3 separate regions of the Homo sapiens genome follow, and all the other regions are linked to region 2. A link is a contact called in ENCODE Hi-C or POLR2A ChIA-PET data. All regions are on one chromosome and are shown on one strand. Each heading gives the region's core, a stretch centred on a gene start or an enhancer-like site at or near the end of the contact. The rest is flanking DNA. Distances are from core to core; before and after follow the strand shown. Region 1 overlaps LOC105371082 (a long non-coding RNA gene). Region 2 holds the start of HAPSTR1 (HUWE1 associated protein modifying stress responses). Region 3 overlaps TXNDC11 (thioredoxin domain containing 11).

The links. Hi-C counts contacts between places; a loop is a spot of excess contacts on that map. ChIA-PET counts read pairs that join two places held with the same protein, here RNA polymerase II (POLR2A). Pooled maps may share reads with other maps.
Region 1: a pooled map shows a loop between it and region 2 (2.5-fold over the local background). The contact joins the enhancer-like site here to the promoter of HAPSTR1 in region 2. A Hi-C loop is called at or near these places in 2 of 50 pooled maps. POLR2A ChIA-PET finds 5 or more read pairs at or near these places in 2 of 52 experiments (IMR-90 and activated T-cell).
Region 3: a map of gastrocnemius medialis shows a loop between it and region 2 (4-fold over the local background). The contact joins the enhancer-like site here to the promoter of HAPSTR1 in region 2. A Hi-C loop is called at or near these places in 1 of 168 maps with a recorded cell type or tissue (gastrocnemius medialis) and 2 of 50 pooled maps. POLR2A ChIA-PET finds 5 or more read pairs at or near these places in 1 of 52 experiments (Panc1).

The regions. Positions count from the first base shown.
Region 1 is chr16:11,296,413-11,299,112 of GRCh38, forward strand. All of the region lies in intron 1 of LOC105371082 (a long non-coding RNA gene), which reads left to right. Among named protein-coding and RNA genes, the nearest start is that of MIR548H2, 8.8 kb to the right of the region's middle. RefSeq lists enhancers at 1,071-1,250, 1,382-2,065, 2,519-2,568. Within about 2 kb of position 1,324, at least 19 of the 41 ENCODE cell types and tissues checked have a DNase peak (open chromatin) inside an H3K27ac peak, as active enhancers do.
Region 2 is chr16:9,090,261-9,092,960 of GRCh38, forward strand. It overlaps HAPSTR1 (HUWE1 associated protein modifying stress responses), which reads left to right and starts at 1,384. Exons shown (of 4, transcript NM_014117.3): 1 at 1,384-2,010; 2 at 2,661-2,700. The coding sequence starts at 1,785. RefSeq lists enhancers at 1-414, 2,684-2,700 and silencers at 325-455, 1,244-1,313, 1,484-1,823, 2,034-2,533.
Region 3 is chr16:11,680,347-11,683,046 of GRCh38, forward strand. The region is part of intron 11 of TXNDC11 (thioredoxin domain containing 11); the gene reads right to left. Among named protein-coding and RNA genes, the nearest start is that of SNN, 13 kb to the left of the region's middle. RefSeq lists an enhancer at 873-1,229. Within about 2 kb of position 1,370, at least 17 of the 41 ENCODE cell types and tissues checked have a DNase peak (open chromatin) inside an H3K27ac peak, as active enhancers do; they include gastrocnemius medialis, where a contact is called at or near this core.

The DNA of each region.
Region 1 (2,700 bases), core at 74-2,573, 2.2 Mb after region 2:
TTTATTTGGCAAATCTTAAATGTCCCAAGTATTCACCAAGCCTTGTGCTGGTGCTGGGGGGACAGCAGAGAGCCTGACACTCCCAGGGGGCTCCTCATCAAAGGGGAGGCCTACAGTAAACAAATAATTACACAAATAAATATAGAAAATGAACTGTCACTTGGGGAGGCGTGGGTCTTGGAGTGGGGTTTTGAGGTGTGAATAGGAGTTCACAAAGCCTCAGAGGAAGGGGAAGGACTACGTTATTCATAAAAATCTCACTGGAAATGAAAAACACTTTGAGGGTTCCGCTGTCTGTTGTCAGACTACCCAAATACCATTGCCAGGAAATTCCAGCAGGCCCACACAGCAGAGCGGTCCAGGGCCAAATAACTTCAAAAAGTAAAATTAGAAAAGCCTCTCTGAAAAGTAGCTGTACACCTAAAGTCTATGTTTAATGTGGCCCATAGATGTGTTTTGTAGGTTTGCTCTGATGTGGATTGGGGTCCCCCAAGCAGTTGTACCAGTCACACCTCTGAGCTCCTAAAGCAGCTCTGGCAGCCAGGCAGGAAAACCATGGGCAGTTTCTTATAAAGTTAAACATTCACCTACGCTGAGACCCAGCAGTCCCACTCTCAGGTATTTACCCAAGAGCAAAGAAAGCATGTGCCCATCAAGATCTGTGCACAGATATTCATAGGAGCTCTGCTCCTAATAATCCCAAACTGGGAAACGTCCCAAATATCCATCAACAGTGAGAATGGATAAACAAATTGAGGTACCTCCATACAATGGGACACTGCTCCCCAATAAAACATTGCAAACCATTGCACACACCACGTCATGCACCGCTCTCGCACGTGTTGTGTTGTGTGAAACAAACCAGACAAGAAGGGACGCATCCCAAGTGACTGATTGGTTTATGTACAGTTTAAGAACAGGCAAATCTCACTGCTATTTATAGATGGCACAGCAGTGGTTACCTCTGCTAGTGGGGCCGGGGGTCGCTTGTGTACTGGGAAGGGGCTCCAGGGAACCTTCTGGAGGCTGAGGGTGCCCTTGATCCTGATTTGAGTGGTGACTATATAGGTATAAAAAATGATCAAGCTGGACACTTAAAGTCAACATAGTTTATGCACTTTCACGTGTAAACATTATTCCTTAAGAAAATAAAAACAGCACCAGTGGCTCCCCCCTTCCCTGCAGACTCCCCCGACACCACCACCTCCTTCTTCGCCTTGCATCGGTACGATAAGGCACTTGCTTGACGGGAAAGAGAAACTCAGCTGCCAGCTGGGGTTCATTTGCACTTTCCCCCGCCTGGTCTGCGGTCTGGCTGTGCAGCTAGCCGCTCTGACGGGGAGGAGGGGCCCAAAGCCACTGCCTGCCGCCTGGGCAGGGGAGAGGGGCACGTGAGGCTCATGGCAGAGGCACAGCCAGCTTCTTGCATGTGCCCTCCCCGGGGAATGTCTGCAGAGCCCAAGACTGCCACGCCGTGGGCACAGCCCTGGCAACAAACAGCCACTTACCCAGTCACCATGCTCTACTTCTCAGCTGCAGCCCCACGGCCTGGACTCGCTTGCCCAGGCCCCCCAGCCACAAATCCTGGGCCCCTCCCTGAAACCTCCAGACACAAACTCACTTCAGGCTGGGGCCTTGGTTTCCCCATCTGGAAAAGGGGTGAAAAGCCCCATCTTTCCAGTGTAGCAGTCGAGGCATTTGCAGCAGGTGTTTGTGCTCAGTGTATCGATGTAGGAGGCTCTCAAAAAGGATGTAGAAAACATGAATAGTTATGAGTCCTGTTTTAATAAAATTAGAATAAAAAATAAAAGCCAGGCAAGGTGTTGTGCGCCTATAATCCCAGCTACTCATGAGGCTGAGGCGGGAGGATCACTTGAGCCCAGTTCAAGCCCAGCCTGGGCAGCATGATGAAACCCAATCTCTACACAAAATACAAAACATAGCTGAGCGTACTCCCTAGCTACTAGGGAAGCTGAGGTGGGAAGATTGCTTGAGCCCATGAGTTTGAGGCTGCAGTAAGCTTTGATCACACAAGTGCACTCTAGCCTGGGTTACAAAAAATAAAATAGGCCAGGCACAGCGGCTCACAGCTATAATCCCAGCTCTTTGTGAGGCTGAGGTGGGAGGATCACTTAAGCTCAGGAGTTTGAGACCAGTCTGGGCAACACAGCAAGACCCCATCTCTACAAAAAAATTTTTAAAAAATTAGCTAGGCATGGTGGCGTGTGCCTGTAGTCCCAGATACTCAGGAGCTTGAGGTGGAAGGATCACTGGAGCCCAGGAGTTCAAGGCTGCAGTGAGCTATGATTGCACCATTGCACTCCAGCCTGGGTGACAGAAAGACCCTGTCTTTAAAAAACAAACAAACAAACAAAAAGAGTGAAAGATAAACAAATAATTAAATTTAAAAATAAATAGAACTAGAAGAGGAAGCCCAAACTATTTCTGAATGTGTTCATCTGAGAAGAGGGCAAAATGTAAAATACACACCAATTGTTTCACCATTATTTTCCCCCGAAGTTCGGATTAAAGAAAGGGAGGGGATTAGCGCTTCAACACACCTCCCTTTGTCCTGGGTGTCGTGCTTCAGCATGTGTGGATGGTAGCTTTGTGGTTAAAAAAAAAAAAGAAGAAGAAATGAGAGCAAAAAGTACTTTGAGAACTCTTTGTAGCTGTCACGTCCCCAGACCCTGTGGTGAG
Region 2 (2,700 bases), core at 134-2,633:
TCTTCCAAAGCCGCCTTGCTCTGTGCAAGCGCACTATCGCAGGCTGCGGGCGACGCTGCCTCTGGCCGGCGCCCTCCGCCGCTCCAGGCCGGATGGTGCCTCCCGTGGGCATGTAGGTGGGGATGGTGGGTTTTGCCTCTGTGCGGTCACCGCCTGTCTGCGTTGCTGCCTTCTCCGGGGCCTCAGACCCTGGAGAAAGCCCCGACAGGGGAGGGGGGCGCGCAGCCGCAGGGGCGTCCAGCTATCGCGCACTGCGGGGGGAGTAGGGGCGGGCGCAGCGCTCGGCACCGCCACGCGGGTTCGGGCCGGGGAAGGCAGGGGCCGGTACGTGACGCGGGGCATGCACGTGGCCTGGGAGTGTGCTTTTCGGGACAGGTGCGGGGGCCGCCGCGCGCGCAAAGGCGCAGACGCACGCGTGCGGGCACCGGGCACCGTCGGCCGTCGGGTTATCCTTGGCTCCGCGGGCGGCCGCCGAGGTCCTGTCCACCCGGAAGGCGCGACGTCCTCGGGGGACGCCAGGGCGCAGGGGCAACTGAGCCGACTTCGCAACTCGGAAGTTTTTCTTTGGCTGTGATGGTCGATTTGCCCGTCTAAGAAATGGGACTCTGGGCCGGGCGCGGTGGCTCAAGCCTGTAATCCCAGCGCCCTGGGAGGCTGGAAGATCGCCTGAGGCCAGCAGTCTAGACCTCGACAACGTAGCAAGACCCCGTCTCAAAAAAAAAAAAAAAAAAGGGGGAGTACTCAAAAGAATAGGAAAGCGCTTTGCAAACTTGGACACGAGTTGGGCGTTTTATTCACTTTCTCTACTACCCTCCTCCCTTTGGGAGCCCCAGGGGCTGGAGTAAGCACGCTACCACCCACTATACCTCTCAGTGCCCGCGGCACAGGAGCCGCACTCGACTTTGCATCCCCCCAGGGCCTGTACACGCCGGAAAAGCTCCCGCGGGGTGCGGTCGCTGGGCCTCGTCACGTGATCCCCACTCAACGCCCCTGAGCGGGGGGGGGAGCAGCGAGCAAGTGCGCATGCGCATCCCTTCTAGCTCTTCCCCTCCACCCCCCACCCGCCCCCTTGGCTCGGACGCAACCACTGTCAGCTCCTCCCCCTCCTCCTCCTTCATCCTTCCTGACATTCACTCCCTTCCCCCAGCCAATTGGTTACGTCAGGCAGACAGGCCGAAGAACCAATCACGACGCTGTGCTCAGAAGCCGCCACGCGGAACCGGCCGGATCCGACTAATAGGGGCCCTTGGAGCGGCCACGCCTCAACCGGGCAGGGTAGCTTGGGCCCAGTGGGCGGTGCTTCTCCTGTCAGCATGTGGGCGGGGTAGGGCGGGGACCAGCAGCCGCAGAGCCGTCCTCGGCGGTGGCGACGACGACGACGTTGCTCAGTCTTGGGGTGGGCTCCGCGGTGCAGGCCGAGCTGCGCGGAGGGCTCGGCGATCAGCGGCGGCGGCGGCAGTGGGGAGGCCGCAGCGCCATGGGGGGGCGTTAGACAGGCTGCGGCGGCCGAGGCGAGGGGCGGCAGCGGTTATCTGGTCCGCGGCGACCTTCGGCCGGGCCCGGGGGTGGGAAGGCCTGGGGCGGGGGTCGTCCCTGGTTGCACGGGGCCGCGGGGCGGGGCTCGCCGGCCGTCGGGGTGCAGGAGGCCTGGGCCGCTGAAAGGAGAAGGCGCCGTCGGTCGCCAGGCCCTGCCGCCGGGCCGCTTGACGACGACGCTCCCGCGGGGGCCCCGCCTGAGGAGGACGCGGCGGCGGTGGCGGCGAGGCCGCGGGAGGCCGCGGAGGATGGAGGAGCGGAAGGAGGAGGGCGAGGCCGAGATCCAGGAGCACGGGCCCGAGCACTGGTTCTCCAAGTGGGAGCGGCAGTGCCTGGCCGAGGCCGAACAGGACGAGCAGCTGCCCCCCGAGCTGCAGGAGGAGGCGGCGGCCGCCGCGCAGCCCGAGCACAAGCAGCAGAAGCTGTGGCACCTCTTCCAGAACTCGGCCACCGCCGTGGCCCAGCTCTACAAAGGTGAGGCCGCCGCCGCCATCTTGGTACCGCTTGGCCGCCCCCGCCCGGGCCCGGCCCCGGCCCTATCGGCTCAGCGGCCGCTTCGGGGGGCCGCGACGGCGGCGGCCTCGGGGATCCCGGCCGGTGGCTCCGCGGCCCTGCCGCCCCCTCCCCGCAAGATGGCGCCGCGGGAGGGAGGCCCGGGGTTGGGGGGACAGGCCAGAGCCGGCGTGGGGGTAGCCCCGCTTTGGGGTGGTCCGAGGGTCCCCGCTCTCCGGGCCCGGCCACCCGGTGTCCCCCTCGGCCCGGAGACGGGAGAGGAGGAGCCCCCGTCACAAAATGGCGAAGGGAGACGGCGGGGCGGCCCCATTGTGCCCTGAGCCGGCCTCGGGGCGGGGACTGCCAGGGGGGGCGCTTCCCTGCGCCGCGGCTCGTCCCTGATCTGTGCCCCTGAGCTCTGCGGCATCCCCTTTTCCCCGCCGCGACCTCCCTGCCCCCCCGGTCCTCACACTGGGTTTGGGATCCCGAAACCCCTGAACAAAATGGCGAAACCTAATATGGCCGTTCCGGAGTGATTGACGCGCAAATAACATTCTTGTTCTCTTTCTTTCTCTTTCTATGTGTGTTTCTTTTTTCTTTTTGGTTTTTTTTTTTTTTGGCTTGCTTTTCAGACCGAGTGTGTCAGCAGCCAGGACTTTCTCTCTGGGTCCC
Region 3 (2,700 bases), core at 120-2,619, 2.6 Mb after region 2:
TTCTCAACTGGGGGTGACTGTACCCCCATTCCCCAGGTACATCTGGCTCACACCTGGCAACCTGATAACTGGCAAACAGCCCAACCAAAGGACTATGAATTCAGGCTGCCCAGCCCTGAGAGCACAGAATAAGGAAGGAAGGTGACATAGAAAGGGGTTTTCCCTACAGCTTTGTTCCAGGTCCTGATCTAGAGATCTAGAAAATTCCTCTTCAGAACTTGTCATTTAATCGTCTGATGATGTTTCTCTCACATATCTATTTACCTGTGCCTGTACAGCCTGGCTGCAATTGATCAAAACTACCAGCTTTATGCACTTAGGTATGAGGTGGGCCGGCAGCCGAGTTTGTCTCCCTCAGGTGTTAACAGAATGGAAGTCAACAGCAGGGACTCCAGAGCCTGGCTGCCCAGGGCCACTGGACCCGGCCGTAAATTGTTTTATAATTTTGGGGTAAACATTCAACCATCCCCTCCTTTAAAGCTTAGTTTTCTTAACATATAAGCTTTCTTCAAGTGGGGCCCAGCCATTCAAATGACAAAGCTGGGTGTGGTGCTGTGTGCCTGTAATCCCAGTGCTTTGGGAGGCTGAGGTGGGAGGATCGCTTGAGGCCAGGAGTTTGAGACCAGCCTGGACAATATAGTAAGGCCTCATCTGTATAAAAAGTAAGATAAAAAAATTAGCCAGGCAAGGTGGCACACACCTGTAGATCCAGCTACTTAGGAGCCTGAGGTGGGAGGATCACTTGAGTCCAGGAGTTCAAGACTGCAGTGAGCCGTAATTGCACCACTGCACTCCAGCCTGGGCAACAGAGTCAGACCTTGTCTCAAAAACAGAAAACCAAAAAACCCCACAACAACTGAAAACACATCGTGGCCCTGTCAAGTGGGCCCATGGAAGAATACCAGACGCTGGACCTGCCCCCACGTTCTGCGGCACAAGCCTGGTCTTGTAAGGCAGAGTAAACGTGAATTACTTCCCAGAAAAAGCTGCCAAGATCCCTCAGGATGTCTACCTCCAGACATTTACAGGACAGTGACATCCGTGAGCATGCTATCTGCTAACTAAGAGGTCTTGGTGCACTCTCCATCAATGTCCCTAATGGGCACACTAAAATACTGCCACACTTTGTGAAAGTAGCAGGGACAGAGAATGTCAACAGTCTACTTCCAGGAAAGCAGTCATGTGAAACTATGGTGGGAAGAGGTCCCCATGTCTATGCAACTCTCCTCTAACCCTGAGGGAGTGGCAGGGCACACCTCTAAAAAACTGTGATTCTTCCCCTGGGACACATCAGAGTCTCTTGGTGGACAGGAGCACCCATCTCCCCCTCATCACCCTGGCCCAGGGCCAGGCCAGAGCACCTATATTTTGCAATGTCACACAGAGTCTGACGCAAGTGCTGGCTGGAGGAGCACCTGCTCGGTGGAGCAAGTGGCTCCAAGATGCCTCTGCACAGGAAGGCTATGTCTCCCTCAAGGCCCCACCCCTTCCTCTTCCTCCCAAGGACAGGCTCTTGCATTTTTTTCCTTCATGATTTTTATAAATCAAGACATGCTCTTTGTAGACAATTTGCAAGGGATGTAAAAACATACAAGCAGCACCTTCAAATCACTTGCAATCTCACTCCTCTGAAGTCATCAATGTTAACACCTCAACATTTTCCCCTCTGTGAACATCTCCACCTAGCACATGCACAAGTTTATATTTTATCACAGTAAATATACAATTTCATATTCTTTTCACTAAAAATAGCATAAGCAGGTGGACAATGAAAAAGGTCTTACTACATGTTATCCAACAGCCTTTTTCATTTCCTCTTTTGCAAGCTGTCAGCTCACGCTGCTTGCCCATTTACCTTCTGGCTAAACCAAACACTCGCTTGGGACCAGCTCATGATGAGCATACTTTACTTCTACCATTTATTTTTAGGAAATGAGAAAAATTCCATTCCAAAGCCATAAAGCTTTGGTTTACCAACATCCTTACATTAAAAGAGAAGTGGACAGTCTTCTTATGTTCGATATTTAGAAACGACAAGGGTAAGGGCCTGCAGCAAGTGCCCAGCATGGGGCCGGAGAAATGCGCACATCTTCACGTTTCCCACACCAGGCAGCCTAAGAACGAAGGTCACTCAGCCCAGACGCAGGCCTCCAGATGACGCCCCACCCTGCCACCTGTTCCGCCTGTGTCTCTCTACACAGATGCATTTCTGCCAGCTGCTGAGAACTTCTTCATTAAAAGGCATGTGCTGGGTGCTAAGATTTTCATATTTTTTCAAACTATGCTTGGAATTCAAAAATTATACGTCATTAAACTACATGCCCAACTCCTGGCCCACACAGATGAAAGTGTTAGTGTTACTGTCCGTGATTCCTGGACTATGTGGTAATTTAAACACTTCTTAGAAAGAAAAAGCCTCATCACAACTCAGTCAGCAGTAGAAAAGGGTGAGTCACATTCTGTTTTTAGTGCATGATGTGACAAGACCCTACTACCACAGAAGTACTCCCGCAAAAATTCTTTGAGATACAAAGCAAAAACCAAGGGAATGATTCAATAGATATGAAGGAAACACTCTCCTAGAGAAACATGACAAGCTGAATCGCAAAAGGGAGGCAGGAAATTAAAACAGCAAACGTCATACATGCGAGCCAGGGAACTCCCTAAATGATGCTGCAGACACTTTCCCCTGGAGAGAAG